Regions from separate parts of the Mus musculus genome. Here regions 2, 3, 4 and 5 are each linked to region 1. Evidence: chromatin loops called from intact Hi-C (ENCODE). Cell type or tissue: heart. All regions are shown on one strand. Region 1 holds the start of Gm32259 (a long non-coding RNA gene). Region 2 holds the start of 2310016D03Rik (RIKEN cDNA 2310016D03 gene). Region 3 overlaps 2310016D03Rik (RIKEN cDNA 2310016D03 gene). Region 4 has its middle 8.5 kb from the start of Gm15691. Region 5 overlaps Tpo (thyroid peroxidase).

Region 1 (5,000 bases):
ATTGAAAGGAATAGTGCTGACTCAGCCTTCTCTCTATCTCTTTGCTCTCTGTGACCATAATGTGAGCAGCATCTTCTACCATGTGTCCCCACAGAATGTCCTGCCTCAACAAAGACCTAAGGCAACTGAGCTAGCCAATCGTGAACTAAAATCTTCACAACACGAGCCTATATTAAACTTTCTTCCTAATAAGTTGCCTCAGGCAGGGCAAACACACAACCCAAGTGACCAAAGAACTCCTGCCTTGGCCAATTTCCTGTTTCTGCCAAAATAAAGCATGGAGGCCTCGTGGCTCCTGAAACCTAAGCAGGGAAATCTGGCTCCTGGAGGTAAGTAGGATTTCTTCCCCTGCAGCTGCCCAAGCCCCACACAGTTAGCTGTGACCTCTGCCCCCCTAAACTTGGCAACAAAGACAGAACTTCTCAGTTCTCTTCCCAGCAATGTCCTCAACCTCCCACTCAAGGATCCTCTTGAAAACTTTGGCCACCAGAAGGCTTGCATGACCTCTTTCTGTGAGGTAGATTGACAAGCAACTGCCAGCCTACCTGAGCACTCATGAGATCCTAAGGACAGGGTTGGTTCTATGGAGTTCTGTTCCTAAGGACAAGAGTGATTCAAATGAGACAACAGTTTTACTTACAGTACCATCTTCTACTTTCTCTCCTACACACTCTGGAACCAGGCAACCACATGCTGTGTTGAACCTGATCTGCCCTGACCTGATCCTTGTCTCTCAGTGAAGGCTGAATTCAGCAAAATCTAAAGTCTAGCTCCAACTGGCCTCCATGCCAGGGCCTCTACTTTTGCATCCAGTCTACCCTGGCTTCTCTGTCTGACTTCAGTAGGTACATGAATGGCCTTGGCTCTTAGTTTTACTGGGCTAGACTCCAGAAGTACTGTTCTGGCTCAAGTAGTAGTAACTAAAAACTACACACATGGAAAATAAGCTAAGGAAAACTGCCATGCTTCACCTGTACCCAAGCCCTTGCCTACCTGGCATTGCCTGCAAAGAAGAGCACGGCACTCACCAACCAGGAGCAGGAGGCTGGGGCTGACAAGGGTGGCACCTGGAGCCACCAGAGGTCTGGAGTTTAGATACAAACATTGACAGAGCTGCTCATCTACGCTGTGCTGGCTTTCCTCTCACTTCCCTGACTTCAAATATAGCAAACACCCAAGAGAGTGTTTGTGCATCTGTACCTCCAGCCATAGAGCCAGGTGCGTTTTTCTTTTCTTTTTCTATTTTGAATCAAAGCAAAAAAAACAAAAACAAAAGGAGAGATAAAAGTATTCAGATGCTGAGGGTTATAATCAATGCACCTGCTGGTATTAGCTCCCCAAATATGCATATTCTTCTGGCATATCGCTTGGTGGTAAGGAATGAGGCAGAAATCGGGACTCCTTGTGTTGTATTGACTGCATTGTCCCAAGAAAATGCAGTGGCAATGGGTTCCTTCTGCCCCCTTCCTTCCTCTTAAGGAGTAGCCTGTCTGTTAATATAAGGCAGTTTACAGAGGTGTGCCTGGTTAGAAATGGAAGACATAGCCTCTTCCTTGGGGCAGTTTCTAAATGAGTTATCACATGTGGTTTTTTTTTGTTCAGCCATCCCCGTGCTGCTAGAGATGTTGAAGGTGTGAAAATAAATGGCACAGATTGGTGAGCCACATGAGAGGTTCATACTTAAGGAGACAGGGATAAATAAATTAAACTAAGACAGCGGGATGTGTCCTGCTCAGTGTTTATGTGAATGTCTCCACGAGCATTGAAAAAGGAGAATAATAAAATATCATAAGTATAAAATGACAGTGTGCTATCAGATTCAGTAGGTATTTTTCTCTAAATGTTGTACCTGTGATTACCAATTTTTTTCACAGGCAATTTTTAAATGACTAGTCTTCTAAAACTTAATCTATGCCAGAGGAGTAAAATAATGCTGTGTTTATCTATTCCATCATTCTCAATAAATATATTTAATGGTGCAAACTAAAGCTCTCGCTTCAGAAACTGAACATATGAAAGTTTACTTTTTTCAAATGTGGAAATGTATGACAGGCTGCCTGTTGGCCTGTTGGAAGGAAGGTGCTTCCCCCTAGTGTCCAGTTAAGGTATTTGAAAGCCCTGCCTGCAAGACCAGAATGTCTTCCCAGACCTCTGACTACTGGGGAAATGACAAGTAAATGACTCCTCCCTTTGCAGGAGTGACAGCGATTGTTCTCATACGGATACTATTGTAATTACAAAGAGAGAATCGCGGTTTGAACTTCTGGATGTTTTGAGTGTGTGTGTGTGTGTGAGTGTGTGTGTGTGTGTGTGTGTGTGTGTGTGTTTGAGTCTAAGCAATATTAAAAAGCTACAGCTATGAGTGGATGAGGAGTAGAACAAAAAACAAGGGTTTTAGGAGCACAGTAGTGACAAAGCTGCTACTGGGTCGTGACCACTAAGGTGAGCACTGGGTCATCACCACTAAGGTGAGCACTGGGTCATCACCACTAAGATGAGCACTGGGTCATCACCACTAAGATGAACACTGGGTCATCACCACTAAGATGAGCACTGGGTCATCACCACTAAGATGAGCACTGGGTCATCACCACTAAGATGAGCACTGGGTCATCACCACTAAGGTGAGCACTGGGTCATCACCACTAAAGTGAGCACTGGGTCATCACCACTAAGGTGAGCACTGGGTCATCACCACTAAGGTGAGCACTGGGTCATCACCACTAAGATGAACACTGGGTCATCACCACTAAGATGAGCACTGGGTCATCACCACTAAGATGAGCACTGGGTCATCACCACTAAGATGAGCACTGGGTCATCACCACTAAGGTGAGCACTGGGTCATCACCACTAAAGTGAGCACTGGGTCATCACCACTAAGGTGAGCACTGGGTCATCACCACTAAGGTGAGCACTGGGTCATCACCACTAAGATGAACACTGGGTCATCACCACTAAGGTGAGCACTGGGTCATGACCACTAAGGTGAGCACTGTACAATCTCAGGAAATGAGACAGGAGGAGCACAGGAGAAGGATGAGAGACTCTGTGCTTCTCACTCAGGGTTCATGGTATCTTCTAAGAAGAAATATGATCCATCCCTTGTATTTGTTCCTCTTGTATACAGTGGATCAGATGCAGGCCATTCTCCCTTCCGTTGTGTTGTAGCAATGTGCAAAACTGAACATCAGACAGATGAAAAATGCTGTTTTAGGTGTTTCAACTAAGAAAAAGCTAGGAAGCAGCAAAAACGAGGCCTAAGGCCAGGGGTAGATGCCAAGCCCGTGTGGAGTTGGTGATCAGATGACCAAAGAAGTCAGACTTGCTGGCAACATAGACGATCAGCTGACTGGCAAAGTCATGCTCCCTAAGAGCACCATGATTAGATGGTCCTGGTCTTTCCAGGAGTTCCTGCCTGAACAGTCAAACAACGCTTTTTTGACCTCCTTTGAAACGTCTAATAAAAAGAGAAATGCTATCAAATAATTCATTGTTAAAATTTTGTAGCTGATACTAAAGGGAAAAAAATTGGATTGTAGGTCAGGTCAAAATGGATTAGGAATCCACAGAGCATCTGCCCAAGTCAGGTTTCCAGCAGATGACTGGTGTCTGGCCTGGCTGGGCCCTCATTTGGTGATAAGTTATCTTTCTTTACCCTAGGTCAGAGGCACTTCTACACATCTGACTATCATTCAAGTGAGACACAGAGAGGCAATGGGTGCCTGGCCCTGAGGGATGTGCTCAGCACCACCTCCTAAGACACCCTTGAGATGAAGTCATGGGCCAGCACTCTTAGACCCCCAAATGAATGACAAGACTAGAGTCCTAAACCAGAGAGCAGAGGATAATTTCTAGAGGTTGTAGTAGAGACTCGTGGTATCTTCCTTGATCCTCAGAACCAAGCACATTGGGTAGCAGATCATTGGAAGAGATACAGATATGGTCTTAGTCTTACGAACCTTTCCTAAGATGCTCTCAGCTACCTTCCAGGAAGTTCACCCGACTTTTCACAAGTGTTGGAGAAGTCACTTGGCACACAAGTTTTTAAGGCTCAGAGGTAGGAGCTTGTAGGGTAAGGCCATCAATAGTATTGGCCTGAAATCACCTGAGCACAGCTCTCCTGCTGGAGGATGCTCAACAGCACCACTGTTGTCAGTTACCAGAACACGACCATGATGACCTGCATGTCTCCTGACCAGTGCAGATAAAAGCCTAGAGACAGCCATCTTTCATGATCTCAATGGATGGGAGATTTCAGGGAAGGGGTGAGGGGGCTCCTTTCCCTTCCAGTGTCTCCTTAATTTTTTTTCTATCCTGATTCATTAAGGACTTCTAACCACCTGCTGAAACTGAGATAATTATCAACCCTGCCAGTTCTTGACAAAATTGCTTACTTATGAATAGCTCTCGCCAGTCTACCCTAATTATCCCTTTATTTAAACCTCATGTCACTTTCCTGAAGACAGACTTAGGGCAACTGAACTCCTGTATCTTGTTTCTATTCGCTATATGGCTGAAATGATTAAACCTTTATCTCTATTTTTTATCATTACTTATCACGTTCCTTGGCACATCAAGACAGTGGCTGAGTCTAGTCTCTCAGTACTCCCTGATGAGCTAGGTTTGCCCTAAAACTCCTCTAACAATTTAAACAGAAGACAATGGGAAAAAAATTGAAACTGTGAGACAAACACACATTTTCCAGGAATATATTGGTTATCAACGTTTATAAGGAAAGGAAGGGCTTGAATATATTAATTAAGTGGGAAAAATCTTTAAAGTACTCAATAGTTCTCATGTAAAATGTAAAGAACAGAGGAGTAAAGCTTTGAAATCATGTTAATCCATATATAAATTCATTCCATTCAATTATTTGGAAAATGCAAGCAGACTTACTGTGTGTTGCAAACCAAAGGTGCACTGAAGACAGGGATAGGTTTTGGTCCTGGGCTTGCATAGCAAAGAAGTGAGTCATTTAATAAACAGTAAGATAAACA
Region 2 (5,000 bases), 110 kb before region 1:
ATTAAAAAGAGAGAAATCAGTAGGGTGAGTAGCAGCCAGGCCAGACTGGAGTGTCTGGTGCTCTTCTGAAATATGTGAGTGGACATTAATTCTAAGCTAGCAAGGATACAGTTGTCCCCAAGTGGCAAGAGGGATGATAGGGACATTGCCAGTCACAGCTGACTAAGAAGTTCAAAGTACAAAGTTCTTTCATCTTGTAGCACTTATGTCCTGGATGAGGGTAGCTCCATCTTCTTCAGGGTTTCAGTAGAGTGGAAGAAGGATGGCTTCTTTTGATGGCTTGGAAATCCATGCATGCAGCTGGCTGTTTTTCTTTAAGGGGGGCATGTGAGTCTCAGTCTCTTTACGCTTCTCTGGTTTGTTTTGGTTTCTTCTTGTGTTGTTATTCTGCCTTGGAAGGTTGTGTACATCCAGAGGCCTTCCCACTCCTAGGCCACACAGCTGCTTATGAGTGTCCCTTGTAACTCTCGTGTGTCTGCGCCACCAGTTGTAACATGTCTCCTTGGCCAGCTCTGCTTCTCAGTCTTTCCTTTCTTTTCTTGGCCTTGCTGAAGTTTTGTCAGTTTTGTTTATGTTTTAGGGAATTCGGTTCTTCAAACTTGACAGGGATTCTCTGTAAGGAGCTGAAAATTATTTTTTTAAAAAATCAAAAGTTAAGAGAATGGACTCAGAGGAGCTTTGGAAGGTGATAGAAGGGCCTCCTGATGGAGTGGAGGATTTGGTTTGGCCAATTGTCTAAGGTCTGTGGTAAACGATTACAAATAAGAACAGAAAATGAGCTTTGCTGTAGACCTGAAGAGCTTCCTGGCTGTTCTGTAGCCACAGTGTCAGGAATAACCACAGTCTTTCCTGCTGATGTCTGTGCACATCATTCCCATGGGAACTGATTGTTCTCCTGGGGTCACGTTTCTTCTGTGGCTGCTGTAGTCTTTCAGATTTTAAATGTATTTTCAGACTTCAATGTAGTGACAATGTTGGCACTTTTGTTTCTTAAAAAAATTATAGGAATATTATAAAAATATGTTTTTGTTTTAATCCCAGGTGTGGGATATGGGGCTGCTTCAGATTATCCACAACACCTGACTCTGATTTGTCTCCTGGAGCAGTGTGATTTTTTTTTCCAGCTACAGATTGTTTCTGCAATTGTGTGATGTTTGGAATTCTAAGGACTCTTGAGAGGGTATAAATGCTAGGGACCTGAGAGTTAGGGTTTTTGTTGGTGGGGGGTTGTTGGTGGTGGGGGGTTGTTGGTGGTTGTGGTTTGTTAAGTGGGTTGAGCAAAAAGGAGAAACAAAAATAAGAAATTAGATATTCTGATGGTGAAGGCTCAACTTGCCCCAAGGAACTCAATGCCTCTAATCAGCAGGAAGTAGTCTAATGATAACATGTCCCCTTCCCCATCATTTTTCTCTGCTATCTAGTGTTAGGGGGTTAAAAGGGTAGAAGAAAGAAGAACCCACAAAATAGTAAAAAGTCTGGCTACATTTCAGCGTTTTAGATGGAAAGTTAAAGTTAATAATTCTTTTATCTGAAGAAAACTTTTTCTACTGTTACACTTTCCAGACTTTTTAGGGAATATTTCAGATCTCTGCCTAGGGAAGGCACTAGTTGAATTCAGTACTGACTTATATTCAGGGCATCTGCCTACAGTTTCTGAAACTGCTACATTCCTGTCCCTCACACTACAGGTGACCTTCTCCAATTTGACTCCAGAGCTGCCTGTGTTCCTGTAACTGTATCACTGTCTTATCCATTTTCTATTATCTAGACATTTATTTTTACCCCACCCTTTCTTGGTATCAATAATGCCTTGTGTTTATTTTATGATGGAATTCTGCTAATATTTTCAAGTTACATTTCCACTCAAATCTCTAAATAGTCCCACGTGTTCCCCAAAAGACACACCAACATTTAAAAAACCTACCAACAATATATGATCAAATGAAGTTAATTAGCAGTAGCCTTTTAATGCTATAAGATACTCAGCCATTCCTTTTATTTCTGCACTTATCCTAACAGCTTCAAAAAATGCATTTTAAAATAGATTGTGCATTTGGAAAAAAAATCAGAAAAATCACATAAATTATTTTGACAAATATATCCCCTAAGGTTTTTCTGGACAGCCTTCTTTTACAGGATACCCAGCCAGCCATTTGTAACTTAGCATCCCATTCACAAACTTTTGGATTCACATTTCCCAGGGTTGGTTTTAAAAAGTGTTTTGTCTGTTCCTTTTATTTCAAGAGGTCCAAATGCTTGTTTCAATTTGCCCAGGCTGTTTCTGGTAGGACCACAGCCCTGGTGAGACAATGCCTAGAATCTCTACAGAGGTCTGCTCATTCTCTACACATAACAACTCCTTCCCCTGGTGTTCAAATATCCACACCCTTTCCTTGTTTATTGGCTAAAACATTTTCACAAAAAGAAAACTTACTGTCTGGCTACCCTAAGGTGCATTTTTTTTTTACACAAAAGGCAGTATAAATGCTCTTTCCAGTTCTATTTTCAAAATAATTTGTTGTTTCTCTAGCGTGTCCCCAAAGTGATCACGAATTCCTTTGATCTGACACATTAGCTGGGATCATTAATAATTCATGGTGTTTTATATAATGGAAGTGCTTGGAGTCCCCTAAGGTTATTTTTGTCATTATTGATGCTAAAATCATTCAATCCTAATCCTGGGATGCAAGATCCACAAAGTTCTATTAAATAAAAGAATCAGACAGAAAGGTACACAGCTCAGGTGTTCAGCTAGACCCTCAGAGAGAAAGATCATGACCAGAGTCCTGTGGCCTCAGACCAGCATAGCTACTAACCTACAGGAAGGCCAGCACAATGCAGCGATGCCCGGTGCTGCTTCTGCAAATGAGATCAGATGATCCGCCAGTCCTCGTGTCCAGCTTGTGTGGCCATGAACTGTTTGTGAAGCTTACCTGCACGAGGCCTTGTCATTATACAAGTCTGCTCCTGGTCCTTTGCACTATCCAGCGGTGACAGTAGAGGACAGCATCGTCACCTCACTCCCCAGGGACTGTAGTTTCTTCTGTGACTATTCTGGGACATGCCCTCTGTGTCTTACACCAGAGTCTCCTTGAGAGCTGTGTCCTGTGTATTGGGTTACTTGGCATATCTCCCCAAAATAGATCAGTCAGTTCTCAAAGGAGATCCTTTCTGCAGGAAATGGGAACTACACACCCCAATATTCTATTTTTATTTTAGCTGAAACTTAGAAGCACTTCCATCCAACTAAATTATTCACAATAATCAGAAAAAAAAAGCAAAAGGTTTTTTTTAACCTTTTAGCCTATCTTTTTTCTCAGCACTTTGTGCATAAGAATAGCAAAGTTCTTATAGACATGAAAGGAAAAAAAATAAAATCCTGACTTGAGAGAATCAGAAAGGCTCTCTAACTTCAAGCATAATATTAAAAGTCCCAAGTAGCTAAAAAAAACAAAACAAAACAAACAAACAAAACCCCCAAAATCTGAACTAAACAAACAAACAAAAACAAACAAACAAACAAAACCAAATAATTCTCACTCAATTAACTTTTGAAATAGATATTTAATCTAAAAGTTAAAACATTTTAAGCATCAAAACATCTTCTTATAGTAACAGAATTAGGGGACGACTTCCAAGTATAACTAGATATAGAAAAACCAACTTCCATAATTTAGTTATTTTGAAATGTGCACGATTCTCAGAAAGTTGCTAGCACAATAATTGCCGTTTTCTAAAATACACAAAGATACTAAAATAACAAGGACCAACAATATAGCTACAAAAGATCCAAAAGGAAGCAGAATCAGTTCGGCGGTAAACAGAAGGCCTTGCGATAGTTAGCCTCCATTTCTCTGTCAAAATGTACAAGAAAATCAAACTGGAAGGAAAAACCATTTACTCGCTTCACAGTTCCAGATTCCAGTCATGGCTGCTTGACTGCTACCACTTTAGGGCCGAGGCAAAAGTATGGGGACTGCGAGCGTGTGGTGGGGCAAATCTGCTCACTTCTTACTCACGAGGTAGGAAGAGAGAAAGATAACCTCCTGATATCGCCTTCAAGAACACACCTTTTCTGACCAGGAGCCACCTCCTTCCTGCAACATCACAAGCCTGTCACTGAAACTTCAGCACCTGGATTTGAGCTATGCTCCAAGCCCCAAGCTGTGTCACGATGCTTATCCTGAGTAAGAACAAGAGAGAGACGGAAACAAATGAGTTCTGACATTGCTTCTAAGATGGGGTTTAACTGGATTAATTAGAGTCCAGTCACAGATCCTAAAATCAATTCTCTCGCAGGCTGCAGAGAATACTTCGCCTTCATGAGGGCGAGCAAAAGCAGATACTACGTGAAAAATGCCCATTCTTTGATGTGATAACTAAGTGTCTTGAAGTTTAATACATAGCTGCAATTCTACATATTAAAGAGACATAAAGTGAAGTTTTATGAAACCATTTTCTGTAGGTTTAATGGTGGCTCATCATCCGCTCAGGGCCTGGGGCCATGGGTGAAGCTGGACGCGGGATCAAAGACTCCACACCGACTCGGGCGGTCATCGGGCTATGAGAAGCTGCAGGACCTTGGTCCTGGGGTGGGGAAGTGCAGTCTGAGGTCCCTGGGGACCTGCTGAAGTTGGCTGAGGTCTCTGGGAACCTGTATGGAGGCCGATGGCATCAGGTTCTCAGACTCTTAGGCACCCCAGACACCAATGGATGCCATGGAAGAGCTGACAAAGAAGTGGGGGCCCACGGGCTGGATCTAGCCTGGGCTGAAGGGGAAAGTGGGGAGGAGAGTGCACCAGCTGAGTCCCCATAGGAGGAGAGAGTCCTTGACTTGCATGGCAGACAGTTTGACTTGGTGGAAACCCTGGCTGGGAGCACTGAGAGGCCTCTGCAGGAAATTAGACTCGGCTCTTAAGATGAAGACCTGCTCCATTGCTCCCCATGGCAGATCCCCATGAGAAGAGGCAGTCCATGGCTTTAAAGCATTTACTGTCATG
Region 3 (5,000 bases), 130 kb before region 1:
TGAAAAGGGAGCTAAAACCATCCAGTGGAAAAAAGACAGCATTTTCAACAAATGGTGCTGGCACAACTGGCAGTTATCATGTAGAAGAATGCGAATTGATCCATTCCTATCTCCTTGTACTAAGGTCAAATCTAAGTGGACCAAGGAATTCCAAATAAAACCGGAAACATTGAAATTTATATAGGAGAAAGTGGGGAAAAGCCTCGAAGATATGGGCACAGGGGAAAAATTCCTGACTAGAACAGCAATGGCTTGTGCTGTAAGATCGAGAATCGACAAATGGGACCTCATAAAATTGCAAAGCTTCTGTAAGGCAAAAGACACCATCAATGAGACAAAAAAAGCCACCAACAGATTGGGAAAGGATCTTTACCTATCCTAAATCAGATAGGGGATTAATATCCAATACATATAAAGAACTCGAGAAGGTGGACTCCAGAAAATCAAATAACCCCATTAAAAATGGGGCTCAGAGCTAAACAAAGAATTCTCACCTGAGGAATACTGAATGGCTGAGAAGCACCTGAAAAAAAAATATTCAGTATCCTTAATCATCAGTGAAATGCAAATCAAAACAACCCTGAGATTCCTCCTCACCAGCCAGAATGGCTAAGATCAAAAATTCAGATGACAGTCAATGTTGTTGAGGATGTGGAGAAAGAGGAACACTCCTCCATTGTTGGTGGGATTGCAAGCTTGTACAACCACTCTGGAAATCCGTCTGGCAGTTCCTTTAAAAATTGGACATAGTATTACTGGAGGATCCCACAATACCTCTCCTGGGCATATATCCAGAAGATATTCCAAGCGGTAAGAAGGACACATGCTCCACTATGATCATATCAGCTTTATTTATAATAGCCAGAAGCTGGAAAGAACCCAGATGTCCCTCAACAGAGGAATGGATACAGAAAATGTGGTACATTTACACAATGGAGTACTGCTCAGCTATTAAAAAGAATGAATTTGTGAAATTCTTAGGCAAATGGATGGACCTGGAGGGCATCATCCTGAGTGAGGTAACCCAATCACAAAAGAACTCCCATGATATGTACTCACTGATAAGTGAATATTAGCCCAGAAACTTAGAATACACAAGATATAAGATACAATTTGCAAAACACATGAAACTCAAGAAGAATGAAGACCAAAGTGTGGACAGTTTGCCCCTTCTTAGAACTGGGAATAAAACACCCATGAAAGGAGTTACAGAGACACAGTTTGGAGTTGAGACAAATGGATGGACCATTTAGAGACTGCCATATCCGGGGATCCATCCCATAATCAGTCTCTAAACTCTGACACCATTGCATACACTAGCAAGATTTTGCTGAAAGGACCCTGATATAGCTGTCTCTTGTGAGGCTATGCCAGGGCCTAGCAAACACAGAAGTGGATGCTCACAGTCAGCTATTGGATGGATCACATCCAATATTGGGATCACCCAATGGAGGAGCTAGAGAAAGTACCCAAGGAGCTAAAGGGATCTGCAACCCTATAGGTGGAACAACAATATGAACTAACCACTACCCCCCTGAGCTGGTGTCTCTAGCTGCATATGTATCAGAAGTTGGCCTAGTCGGCCATCAGTGGAAAGAGAGGCCCATTGTTCTCGCAAACTTTATATGCCCCAGTACAGGGGAACGCCAGGGCCAAGAAGTAGGAGTGGGTGTGTAGGGGAGTAGGGGGGAGGGTATGGGGACTTTTGGGATAGCATTGGAAATGTAAATGAAGAAAATACCTATTTAAAAAAGGGAAAAATAAAGTTTCTCTCTCTCTCTCTTTCTCTCTCTCTCTAACTTCTGTGTGCTTTTGGTTATCTTTGTAAAGCAAACTTAGTGTTGTTTGCATAGCTGATTTTATTGTCCTAACTCATGACCTCCATTGCAGGTGACACTTTTATCTAATACCTAATTAAAAAAACTAAAACAAAATTTATAATAGAAAGTGTTTTAGAATCAAATATATAAATGTAGTAAAATATTCTCCATATGTGTATTAATACATTCATGGCAAAGATACATTTAGACAACCAAAAAATATAATCATATTCCAAGAATCTTTAAAATATTGACACCTTTAAGTCCAATACTTCTATTAAGAACTATTATAAACTTGATAAAAATAGAAATACCAATATGCAAAGATATTCAAATTGCAGTGTAATTTAACTGTTAAAAGGTTAGAAAATCTTATCTGTACCCAATGTCCAAAGAAAAAAGAAAGAAAGTACATTGGGTACAAATCATAGCTCAAAGTACTCAAACACTGTGGCTAGCCAAGAATTAAACTCTACTTGGGAAGGAGACTAATTTACTCAAAGTTTGTTATGGAATGAAGATCCCTGTATGTTCAGAGAGCCACCACCAGGGGTCTACATGGCTTCAAGGTTAGCTGGGGATGCAGAATGGGATAAGGAGTGGGTAGGGGACAGAAGGAGGGAACAGGGCCACCTAGGCTGGTCCTGCAAACTCAGGGTCTACAGGGTCTTCTTTCACCCTTCCCTCTCTTTCACTGTTCCCATGCTTGTGGGTACAGGTCCCCTGTCAAAACATTTAGAATTATAGTAGAACACATGAAGAGTTGAAGTCAGGGGACAAGCTGAGAAACTAGCCTGGGCAGGTCCAAGGACCTCTGTACTGGGGTCTCTGTCTCCCAACACAGTATCACCCCATGTCTGGCACCAGCACTTTTCCATGCTTTGCCAGTGACACCACTAAGAGGCTCCCTCAGGGGCCTGCAGACCAGGCTACTCTGGCAACATCCCTCTATTTCATACCAAATGCAGCAGATTGTCTCAAGAGCACACTGTCGCTACTGAAGCAGGTGGCGTGCATTGCGATGATGGACTGTAATGGATGCTGAACTTTATCTAGTGCATTTGTCTTTTAAAAGTAGTTTATTTTAAGTTGATCTTTGTGTACTGCTAATGAAAGTAAAAAGCAGTAAGAAGCCTAACTTATTTTTATAAAGTATAAATGAGAGTGATAATTTTAGCTTGGATATATCACCCAGATTTGAAATACATTCTAAAATTAAAGCAATGGTAAGCATTGACTTTTCTTTCTTCTTATACAAGTGCCACTATGATGTCTATGCAAATTAGGAACAGTCAGCCCAAACTTAGTTTTTAAGAACTAATGAGGTTGCAAGAGATATGAATTTCTTTCTCTTTTACATTAAGAACTCATAAAATTGTTAACGTTATATGTAGTACAGCTAGGCACATTTAATATTTTTGTCTAAAATAAAAATTATTTACACACAGTTTAACAAAGGTGTTTAGCATTTAATTATAGGGAGTCCAGCATTGAGAAACATGACTTTAAATTACCTCTATGTCATGCTTTTACACAACCATATATAAATTTCCTTATAAATTAGTTTTTAATGATTCATTTTAAATATGAAATTAAAATTTTGATGCAACTTTATAAGTAAATTGCATGCAAATCTCTACACCACAAATGTAATTGCTGAATTGTTTTGCTAGTAGGGTATTGAGGGAAGTTGGTGTGAACAGATTTTCATGCTTTTTGCTACAGAATGGAAGAACTTATCATGACATATTGGCAAAATATAACCTCTTAAAATTATTGACATTGATTCAGAAGATTGATAAAACATGCCAGGTATGGTAACGGAGACTTTTAATACCACCACTTGGCATACAGAAAATCAGGTGGATTTCTCTGAGCTCAAGGCCAGTCCTGCCCATGCAATAAGTTCTAGGCCAGTCAGGACTACATATTGAGATGTTTTCTCAAGAAGTCAGATCAAATCAAATGATGTAAAATGAAGACAGGAAGGGTAGGGTCTTGTTATTCATCATTTTGACAGTGGCTCCTGTTAGATGATTTGACTCGTAGCAGAAGGAGAGATTTTATAGGTGCTCAGAGAAGAGAGCAGCGACGTGTTCCAGCCTCCCGTGACCATACTGAGAACCACATAGATGACCTTTGGACTGTTTCATGGCTGTGTTCTCCCATACATTTGCATTAGTTTATTAAGTAGGAAGTGAATGGCAGTTTAGCTGCACTTGATAAACAGGGTTAAGGACTGTTTTCCCTGAACCTGTGAAGGGAAAAGGAAGCTGGAGCATGCTCAGCTGCAACTAGCTGAAGTGTCGAAAGGTACCATGGGATGCAACGGTCTGTCTGACAAGACCTGTACACCTCCTACAGTGATGTTTGAGTCACCCAGTATTTCAGAGACAACCTATTGCAGCAAAGAAAATATGGATGTCAAAAATAGATTTTAAAAGAATTTCATTTTTAAGTTTGTGTATTATGTGCCTATGTCTGAGTAGGGCCTGAGCACATGAACACAGGTGGGCAGAGGTCAGAGGTCTTATAATCCCAGAAGCTAGAGTTAGGGGTGATTGTGAGCTACCTGACATGAGTGTTGGGAATTGAGCTCAGGTTTTCTGCCAAAGCAGAAATGCTCTTAATTACAGACACATCTCTCCAGCCCCCAAAGTCATTTAACTTTATGGAAGGGAAAATTATTACACTGGTGTGTTGAGATCAGAATGCTCTCTGGTGGAAGTGATTATGAGATGTGTAGAGCAGTGGTTTTTCAAGAATTTGAGTCTCCATTTTGCAAGCAGCTTTTAAATTCATTTTGAGAATCGAGGATGCCTGGCTGAACATGTGGGTGATACCATATATCTGGCACTACCCATGCAGCACAGACTGAAAATGACTTACTCCTGGAAGTAAGTTTATCAGGATTTTAAGATTGTGTGGAAGGATTATTAAAATCGTAACAGGAAAACAGGCCTAAGAACTAACTTATCAGTCACAGAAGACCACCAGATGCAGAAAAGGATGAAACTCCATCACTTAGACCCCATAAGGAAGTGGACACCTCACCCTGAACCCAGTCTGAACCCAGTCCCACCAACCTGCCATCTGACCTCTCACCGTCGTCTGAAATGGAAGGCGCTCATCCTCACCCTGTGCCCTCCCAAGCTGAGGCAGAAAGGCACCTACACTGGA
Region 4 (5,000 bases), 530 kb before region 1:
CCAGTTCCTCTCCTGCCCAAGGGTCTGTGGCTTGTGTGTTCCAGGTGGGGACAGCTGGCTCCTTGCAGACTACACCTCTATTTTAGTTCCTTTATGCTCCAATATGGGATACCCTCTAGCTCCCAAGGGGAGACTTACACCAGCTGGCCTAACTGGGCTAAGTCTATTGTCACCCTGGACTCTAATTCTAGAGCAAAGGTGGTGCTGGCTATTGGTGTTGGTATTGAGTGAGTGGGGTCATCTCCAGTGCACCCCACTGCATCCTGTGCTGTTTCTGTGGGGGATGAGGGTAAGGACAAAGGGGTAAGGGCTTCCCACCCAGGGAGAAGAAAGCTCCTTTGCATCAGGTTCGGGCTTTTGGGAGCAGGGAGCCTGTTTCTTCCCATTACTTCCTTGGCACCAGGCTTGTGGCTGCCACTTTTATACTCGGGGACATTTTAGTAAAAAGAAAAGAACACAGCACAATCTTCTACCCGGTCTCGCAGGATAGAGCAGACCATAGAAAGGGGACACAGGAGATCCAGGAGTGCTGTGTGCTGAGTGCTGTGTGCTGAGTGCTGTGTGCTGAGTCTGCGGGGACAAATGAATTGTTGTGAAGCATACCAGAGGGTCCGAGGCGCACTGCTGCTGCTGCCCCTGCATGGGTCAGGCTGGTGGGATGGACACAGGGAGGACAAACTTGTCACAGGGAGGAGGAGGAGGAGGAGGAGGAGGAGGAGGAGGAGGAGGAGGAGGAGGAGGAGAAGGAGGAGGTGGTGGAGGTGGTGGTGGTGGTGGTTAGGAGCAACTTTCCTAGGATGGAAGGCTAGCCGGGCTGAGCATTCAAGTTGCTATGACTGAGCCAGGGAGAGGAGGCTGAGAGGAAAGAAAGAGCCTGTACTGCACTCGCCACGAACTGCAACTCGCAACACCCACAGGTCAAGCGGGGCACCAGAGGTCTACACGTAGTCCCCAGGAACAGGTGGCAGTTATGATGCAGGTGACATTGCTCATGGGGTGGCTGTTTCACAGAACTAGCACCAGGATGATTTTAGTGTTGGGTTCTTGGCCACCTTGTTTTAGTCTCTCCTTTACTCTCAGCCAAACTCAAGGTGACCCCAAAGGAGGCACTTCCTGCTATCATGTAATTCCCTTGCATTTTCATGAACAAACCCGACACGCTGCTCATGCCTAACGGTCTCAATAGTCTACCACTGTCTGACTCCATGCTGGGTTTTCCTCTGTAGCTCTTGATAGTTTATTTCCACTCTTCTTATTGGACCGTAGAAACATACCCAGTGTTCCTGAACCTCTATAGTGTGCAGGAGGGTCATACATTTATTTAAGGCTTTTCCTATTTTAGGGTAGTAGGCCTGCCTGGAGCCACAAGATTTGCTGAAGGCACAGCAGAGAAACACATTCTGTGATTTGGACAACACGCTGGCCAAATACTGTGAAACTAGTGTTGGAGTCGAGGGAAGGGAACTCAGAGCTTACAGCTTCCGGCTTGAAACACTCGAGGATATTTTTGGAGCTTGGAGTCTAGCGTGAGGCAGACGCTGGGCATCTCTGCCATTCCTCGGCCCATCTGCCCCTGCAGGTGCATGGCAGGTGATAGTAGGAAGGAGTGAACAGGTGTGTACTCTCAGCATGTAGCTATGTGACTCTGGGGAAGCCATCAGCACAGCTAAGAGGATGTTGCAACAGCCACACGCAAGAGTCAGCTGTAAACCACGGTCTTCAGTTTCACAGATGAGTAAGAAACTAACCTTGTTTGTACAACTCTAATAACACCAAAAAAAATGAACCAAAATGGATGAAATGAAAAGGCTTCTGTGTGCAAGTCTCAAAACAACTCACTGGGATTTAAGAAAGTAAATGTTCCCAGCAAAGCCAATACAATGGCAAAAAATTCAGCAACTGTGAGATTCCCCTATATCTGACAGCAGGTGGCGCTGTGAGACAATGGACAGAGCAAAAGCCACCTCGCAGAAATCCTGGATGATGTAGTCTACCTATTTGACCTTTGTTCCTTTCCCCTAGACTCACCGCTGTCCTTCACCTTTTGGCCCTGGAAGGCTCTAGGAGTTCTATTCAAATGTCATGGGATAGGAGCAGTCAAGAAGGTACCAAGTTGTCATGGGTTGTAAGCGATGGGATTAAAAGCTACCTGTCAGAGGGAAGGCACTGGGATAATCTCAGTGGGTAAAGAGAGCATCATGGTTTGAAATGTAGGTGTCCCCGAAGGTCAGGCTAAAGGCTTGTGCCCAGGGCAACAGCAATGGGGATGTTGAGAACTTTCATCTTAGTTTTTAAAATTTAGCTTGTAAATGAAGTAGTTTTCTAATTATTTTCCCTTGTTATTAAAAATAGATTATTTTCTCATACACTATGACCAGTTTATAGTTTATAGTTCCATCCCTTTTCTCCTCCCAGTTCCTCTCCACCCCCTCTTCCATTCAGATCCACTTTCTTTCTGTCTCTCATTAGAAAATAGCAGGCTTCTAAGAGATAATAAGAAAACACAACAACATAAAATGAAATATGATAAAAAACCACCATGATGAAGTCGGACAAGACAAATGGACAGAAGGAAAAGAACATGGGAGCAAGCACAGAACTCAGAGACTGCTCATGCAAACACACACACACACACACACACACACACACACACACACACAGAGAGAGAGAGAGAGAGAGAGAGAGAGATCCTATAAAAATGAGAAGTCCCATAAAAATACTTGAAAAAATATTAACTTGAAGTTAGCAATGGTGATAACCTCTGGGAATTCTTTTATTGTTCAGGATTGGTTTTAGCTGTCCTGGCTTTGTTTATTTGTTTGTTTTGATTTTGTTTTTTGTTTTGTTTTTATTTTCCATATGAAACTGAGAATTGTCCTTTCAGATCTTTGAAGAGGTGTGTTGAAACTCTGATGACGACTGCATTGAATCTGTTGATTGCTTTTGGTAAGATGGCCATTTTTACTATGTTAATCCCAGTGGTCCATGAACACGGAAGATCTTTCCATCTTTAGATATCTCCTTCGATTTCTTTCTTCGAAGACTTGAAGTTTTTATCATAAAAGTCTCTCACTTGCTTGGTTAGAGCCACCCCAAGGTATTTTGTATTATTTGTGAATTTGTATTATTTGTGCACAGTTGTGATAGGCATTGTTTTCCTGGTTTCTTTCTCAGACCATTTGCCGTTTGTATGTAGGAGGTATACCGACTTTTGTGCATCAATCTTGTTTCTAGCTACTTTGTTGAATGTGTTTATTAGCTGGAGAAGTTCCCCAGTAGAATTTTAGGGTCACTTCCGTATATCAAATCATCTGAAAATAATGATACTTTGACTTTTTTCCAATTTATATCTCCATGAACTCCTTCAGCTGTGCTATTGCTCTAGCTAAAGTTTCAAATACTATACTAAATAGGCATTCAGAGAGTGTGAAGTCTTGTCTTGTTTATGATTTTAGTGGAAATTTGTTTTGAGTTTCTCCCCATTTAAGTTGATGTTGGCCATGGGCTTGCTGTAAACTGCCTTCGTTATATGCCTTAGACCCCCTAATTTCTCCAAGATTTTTATCATGAATAGTTGTTGGATTTTGTCAAAGGCTTTTTTAAAAATCTAATGAGATAATCATGTGGGGTATTTTTTTTTCAGTTTGTTTATATAGTGGATTACACTTATTGATCTCTAGCATGAAGCTGACTTGATCATGGTGGATAAACCTTGATGTATTCTTGAATTGAGTATTTTAAAATTTATGTTACTGGAAATTCATCTGTATTTCTTTACTGGCTTTTTATAAGGCTTGGGTATCAATGCAACTGTGGTCTCATAAAATGTATTGGGCAATGTTCCTTCTGCTTCTGGTTTGTGTGATAATTTGAGGAGTATTGGTATTAACTCTTCTTTGAACGTCCGGCAGAATTCAGTTCTAAAACCATCTGACCCTGGGTTTTTGTTCTGTTTTGGTTTGTTGTTTTGTTTTGTTTGGGATACATTTAATGACTGCTTTTATTTTACTAGTGGCTATGCATCTGTTTAAATAGCTTGTCTGATCTTAATTTAACTTTGGCAAATAGGACATATCTATAAAATTATCTTGGTTTTTTTTACTTCCTATTTGGTAGAGTAGCTATTTTTAAAGCATGCCCTTATGAGTCTCTGGGTTTCCTTGGTGTTGTTATGCCCCCTTTTCATTTCTGATTCTGCTATTTGGTTGAGAGTTTGTTGATTTCCTTGATTTTATTTTTCAAAGAACCAGCTCTCCGCTTCATTGACTCTTTGCGATCTCTTTGTTTTCATTTATTTATTTCAGCCCCAAGTTAGAATATTCCTTTCTGTCTATTCCCTTTGGGTATAATTATTTCATTTTGTTATAGAGCTTTCAGATATGCTATTAGGTTGCTAGTATGAGCTCTCTCCGTTTGTTTGTTGTTGTTGTTTAATGTAGCTATTTAGTGCTATGAACTTGTCTCTTGGAGCCATCTTCACTGTGTTTCATATCATGTGTATTCATTTTCATTCAATTCAAGAAAGTCTTTAATTTATTTCTGACCTGACCTATTTTTCATTCAATGGAGAGTTGTTTAGTTTCCATGAGTTTGTAAGGTTTCTGTTGTTGATATCCAGCTTTTAATATGTAGTGGTCTGATAAGATACAGGGAGTTATTTCCATTCTCTTGTGTATGTTGAAACTTGCTTTATGGCTGAATATGTGGTCCATTTTTGAGAAAGGTTCATAATGTGCAGAGAAGATGATATATTCTTTTGAGTTCCGGTGAAATGTTCTGTAAATATCTGTTAGATCCATTTGGTTTAGAACACCAATTAGCTCCAGAATTTCTCTGTTTACTTTTTATCTGCATGATCTGATTACTGATGAGAGTCTGGTGTTTAAGTCTCGTATTATCAGTGTGTGAAGTTCAATATGTGATTTAAGTCGAAGCAGTGTTTCTTTTAGAAACTTTGGTGCCCTCGTGTTTGGGGCATAGATGTTAAAAATTGCAATGTC
Region 5 (5,000 bases), 450 kb before region 1:
TCAGAGGGCCAGAAGATGCTGGATCTCTTGTCTATGGTCCTATTTGCCCCAGCCTTGGTTCTTGACTTCTCTTCTCTTCCTCCTCTATGACATCTTTGCTTAATTTGGCTTTTATTTCTGGCTATCCTCCTCCAAATATTCATCTTCAACTTGAACTACTTCTGTCCCCACTAGTATTCATGGCCTCTGTCATGATTTCAATAACAATGGTACCTATAGGCTCATCTCTTTGAATGCTTGGCTCAATTAGTGGAACTATTTGGAAGGATTAGGAGATATGTTCTTGTTGGAATAGGTGTGGCCTTGTTGGAAGAGATGTGTCACTGGGGGTAGGTGTAAATGTATCAAAAGCCCACAATAGGATCAGTCTGCTGCCCCCCGCCCTTCGTGAACGTCTGTTTCTCTCTCTCTGCCTGGAGCCTACGGGTCAGGATGCAAAGCTCTCAATGCCATGCCTATCTGCCCACCATGATCATCTTAGACTAACTCTCTAAAACTGTAAAACAAGTCCCCAATTAAATGTTTTATTTTTATAGGCATTGCCTTGGTCGTCGTCTCTCTTTGCAGCAACAGTACAATGACTAAGATAGTCTTTGACATGTTGTCTGGAGTCAAGTGGAGTTGGGGACCCTTGAAAATGTGTGTCTTTTCCTTTCACTGCCTTAATGCCTTTTGGAAAGTTCTGTACACCCCCATTGCTGAGTGGGAAAAGTTATGTCTCAGACAACTCACTTCTTTTTTTGTTCTTGCTGTAAGTCAGGTGGCTTTCTAAATATAGACATGCTGGGTTGTGCCTCCCCTCACAACACAAAGACCCTGATGTCCACAGAGTGAAAACCACACTCCTTTCCATGGACTGTTAAGATCCTCGAAATCTACAAGGATACGGTTTAATTGTCAAAGCTCTAGGTATGGTAGCTTGATTCCCCCTTACTTTAAAATGTATTGCCATCCGGCACTAAAAAAATGGATTAGTGTATATAGGAACACTCACTGCATAAGCGTTAGAACCTCAGCTCAGATCCCATTATCCAGGAAGAGAGTTTGACATGGCTGCATGCACCTTTTACTGCAATACTGCACAGAGCAGGGATAGAAAGATTACTGAGGCTTATTGGCTGCCAGTCTAACTTCAGGTTCGGTAATCAAAACTGTCTTAGGGTAATAATGTAGAGAGTGATAGAGTAGGAACCCCGATACCCTCTTCTGGCCTCTATACACATGCACATGGGCAGAAGCACCCTTACACACCCGTGTCCACTCCCTCCATCCCCTCAAGTGTCTACTTAAATTATCCAACTCATTCCCTCTTTCTTAGCAGAATAAAGACCCTCTGAGTGGGATACAGCCGAACGAAACAGGATCAGTTCTTCACTGTGTGCCCTGTGCACTATGAGCCTTAGGGTGCTTGACTACATAGTCTTTACCTATTTGGTACCCAGGTGGAGGTTGAACTTAGTAGAAGCATTATGTGAGAGCTAAATGCTTGTGTAGAACAATTACCTATGGAGAAAAATTCTGTGTGTGTCTGTGTATATGTGTGAGTGTGTGTGTGTGTGTGTGTTTGTGTGTGCGCGCGCGCACATGCATATGTGAGTGTCATGTGCATTTCTGGGGAATAGTAGCTGCCAGTGAACTAATATCCTATTATTGACCAATATTAAGCTGATATTTAAATTATCACGATCATGTATTGCTTATGCTTCCATTTTGCCCAACTTTAAAGAAAGGTTGATTATTTCAAATTTTATCTTTGAACTAAAGATTTTTCTGTTGAAAAATTTCCCACAGAAACACTTCTCCTCTGTGATCTTCTAAACTCTCTGTGGAGCCGGATAGATTTTAAATTAATTATGTTTGGGATGACTAGAGGTGTCTCATTCATCCGCATCAGAGGAGAGCATCTTCTCTTCTGCCCATCTTCCCTCAACTTTCTGGGGCCGAATGAATTAGACAGGCAAAGGAAGGATAAACAAGAGAAAACTGGCTGCCAGCAGACCTTGGTCTGTGTGCTGACTTCTCAGGGGAGCTGCTGGGGCAGACACTTGGCGAGGAAGGAAAGAAAGAAGGGAAAGAGAAGGGTTGTTTCTTACTAGGGAACAAGCTTCAAATAGGCAGATAAATGGGGACTGCCTCCTGGCCACTGGCTGGCAGCTGTGTTGTTAATGTGGGTTCCTGGAAGTGTGTGGCTGCCTAGAGACCTGGAGTCTCCTTTCATTCTTCCTGGTAGGGAGTGGGGAGATACTCTGCAATGGATTTCTTGACCAGCAGGGGGAAACAGAGTGCTTCTCTAAGACCTGTGGCATTCTTTTGCATCTCAAGATCTACCCAGCAGGCAGGTGGCCAGGCTATCTCGGACTTGTGGTTGAGGCTAGAGTCAATGATCCTAAGAATTTCAACTTGGTCTCTTCTGTTTGTCTAGAACAGAAATCCAAATTCTAGAGAGTAACATGACTTATTCCCTGTCCCGGCTTTCTATGTGTATGTCCTGAAAGTGCCATCTGCTCTGGGAGGCACACTGGCCTCTAGAATCCCACCTCTTGCATATTCATAACTGGAATGCAAGAAGCCATTATACATGAAGATACCGTATGCCAGGACAAAGAAACAGGCTACATACTTCCAGACATGTTCACAAATACAAAGCAAAAGAAGTGAAAGAAAGCCAATGTCTTCCTGTCCAAAGCCACAGAGGCCCCAGGCTCCCACGTGCTGCCCTTGGCTGACTCTGGTCACCTGGGATTCACTCAGCGTTCTGTGTGGATCGTGTTTTGATGATCTCTGTTTTCAGAAATCTGGTGAACTGGAACAGAGCTGGCCAGCTTTCCTTTTAGACTCCCCCACTAGGCTGGCTTCCCAATCTCAGGATTTGCAGGCAGCTTTCCTGCTCACGCTGTTCATTTGCATCTTATTTTCTTTTCACAGCTACAACGAGCCGCTGAGTTCGCCATAAAGATAATTTCACATGGATCTTAATTTTGCACAAACACTGGAAGCCCATCTCAGTCTGTTGAGAGGAATACGCAGTGCTTCATGGAGCATGTGCTACAGAGGGTTGTCAAGAGAGGCTACGAGCAAAGTTTTCCTAGATTTATAATGGTCATGGGTATACTTTAGGAGAAAATGAAACCTTTTTTTCATTTTCAGTAGTTTATTACTGAATTTCCAGGTGCCGAGGTTTCTTTTCCTCTGTGCTTTGAGGCATCTGGCTTTGCATAGTAAGTGTGTGTGTGTGTGTGTGTGTGTGTGTGTGTGTGTGTGTTGTCCCCTATAGCTTTGCTTCTCAAAGTGTCATTGATGTCCCCCAAATGCACAAAGTCATCTGCATTCTCATTTTCCAAGTATATTTAATTTTGGTTGTAGTGAAATAGATCATATGAAAACTGTGTTTCAAATACATTTTACTGGTGAATATTTACTGTTTCAAAGGCACTGTTTACTTTTCAGCTGATAAACGTTCTTATATTAAAGAATAGAAAATTGAACCATTGTGAAGCAATTTCTATTTCAGAGTCTTGCAAAGTCCAGGCTGAGTTCACTCAAATGTGCTATACATCTGATGCTAGCCTTGTTCGCATGATCCTCCTGCCTCAGGTGGGATCACAGGGGCGCTACGACCCCAAGCAGAAGTAGAAGGGTAGGAGTAGTGATTTTGATGATTTTAAAAAAATTATTAACTCTAGGGCCTCACACATGCCCAGCAAGTCCTCCCTGATTCCAGACTGAAGGTACAGCCAAAGCTGACCTTGACATTGTGATTCTCCTGTTTCATCCTCTCCCATGTTTGCCAACCAATGTGTGGCATCACTACCAGCAGATTTTCTACCTAAGAAATTTATAGAGTAGATGGATAAGAAGCCAGCTTAAAAATATCCCAATGAATGGTAAAATACACTCTAAAGTGCACTATCATTATAGAAGTCATGTTGTACATTATTATATACTATTAAAATGTAAGCAAAAGAGTTGTCACTATTACAGATTTGTAAATCATGCTTTTTATCCCAACACTCTGGAGGCAGCGGTAGAAGCAGGAAGATCTATATGTTCTGCATGGTGATTTCCAGCGCTATGGGGATTACATACTGAAACCCTGTTTCAAGGACAAAACAAACACTCTGTGGGCAGAGTTACAGATGTTCCATATCCTCATTTTGTAAAATAATATCATTTCAAAACTTTAAAGCCACACTGTGCAGATGTTTTTGTGAACAGCTCACAGGTGCAATATCGAGTTCTTGACTAGACTCGACCTCTATCTTTTCAGTCTTGCTTTATTCCTCTAGGGTCTCGATAGCTATTGAACAAAAGGAAAAAGTGATTTATTTCCTTCGGTGTGCTGAACACCTGTCATGTTCCAGATGTTAGAAGGATTGGTACAAATGGGGATACTTAGGTTTTCTTGGAGATTTAAAAGGAGAACCCCTCTTGTTTTCTTTAGTTGTCATGGAAACACAATTCCCAAGTTATTAATGCTCACCAGGAATACCTGTAGTGGTAGTCAGACTTGGAAGGGGAGTGACATGCCCATCAGAAGAAGTGCTTTATAGAGTAGACAGTGCTGATACCCAGAAGGAAAGATGGAAGGATGCTTTCTTTAGGAGCTCCTGAGCCTGGGAAGGCAGCAGGGTGACTGCAGTACAGTCATGATGTTCAGACAGAAAATTTAAACAGCATGTAGCTCCTAGCAGGAAGTAGGTCTGAATGTAGAAGAGGTTGCTAAGGCCCAATGGCTGGGCTGTATCTAAGAGACTGGAGGCAGCAAGTGGCCCTTCTCCAGCATCCTGCCACCAGGAAGCTTGCTTCAGGGTGACTACTTGTGTTTTCTTCCCTTCTTTTTCCAGGTTCCTTTCTTTTCCTTCCCTCCCCTCCCATCCCCTTCCCCCTCTGTCCCTTCATTCTATCCTTTGTTTTTCTTCTTTATAGCAAAGAATGATTATGTTAATCCATATATTTCAGTAGCTTTCTTACTATAATTTCCCATACAACTCAACCAAAAC

The links. Peaks named below come from ENCODE experiments on the same cell type or tissue, not always from the same donor. Only the 100,000 strongest peaks of a DNase experiment are listed, where the experiment ranks them.
Region 2: it touches region 1 in a loop (2.7-fold over the local background); 7 of 42 quality-filtered maps call a loop at or near these places.
Region 3: it touches region 1 in a loop (3-fold over the local background); 7 of 42 quality-filtered maps call a loop at or near these places.
Region 4: it touches region 1 in a loop (19-fold over the local background); 25 of 42 quality-filtered maps call a loop at or near these places.
Region 5: a loop joins it to region 1, with 11 times the contacts of the local background. A loop is called at or near these places in 19 of 42 quality-filtered maps.

Annotation. Positions count from the first base shown.
Region 1 is chr12:30,576,129-30,581,128 of GRCm38, forward strand. It overlaps Gm32259 (a long non-coding RNA gene), which reads right to left and starts at 1,065. Exons shown (of 4, transcript XR_872635.1): 1 at 994-1,065. In heart, a CTCF peak has its summit at 2,088 (motif pointing left); no DNase peak of the experiment used is centred here.
Region 2 is chr12:30,464,351-30,469,350 of GRCm38, forward strand. 2310016D03Rik (RIKEN cDNA 2310016D03 gene) reads right to left here and starts at 3,008. Exons shown (of 3, transcript NR_045491.1): 1 at 2,934-3,008. In heart, a CTCF peak has its summit at 2,986; a DNase peak (open chromatin) is centred at 3,011.
Region 3 is chr12:30,448,444-30,453,443 of GRCm38, forward strand. All of the region lies in intron 1 of 2310016D03Rik (RIKEN cDNA 2310016D03 gene), which reads right to left. Among named protein-coding and RNA genes, the nearest start is that of 2310016D03Rik, 16 kb to the right of the region's middle. In heart, a CTCF peak has its summit at 2,364; no DNase peak of the experiment used is centred here.
Region 4 is chr12:30,048,458-30,053,457 of GRCm38, forward strand. No RefSeq gene overlaps it. Among named protein-coding and RNA genes, the nearest start is that of Gm15691, 8.5 kb to the right of the region's middle. In heart, a CTCF peak has its summit at 1,930 (motif pointing right); no DNase peak of the experiment used is centred here; H3K27me3 peaks cover 830 bases.
Region 5 is chr12:30,126,494-30,131,493 of GRCm38, forward strand. The region is part of intron 2 of Tpo (thyroid peroxidase); the gene reads right to left. Among named protein-coding and RNA genes, the nearest start is that of Tpo, 3.6 kb to the right of the region's middle. In heart, a CTCF peak has its summit at 2,271 (motif pointing right); DNase peaks (open chromatin) are centred at 2,308 and 2,768; H3K27me3 peaks cover 373 bases.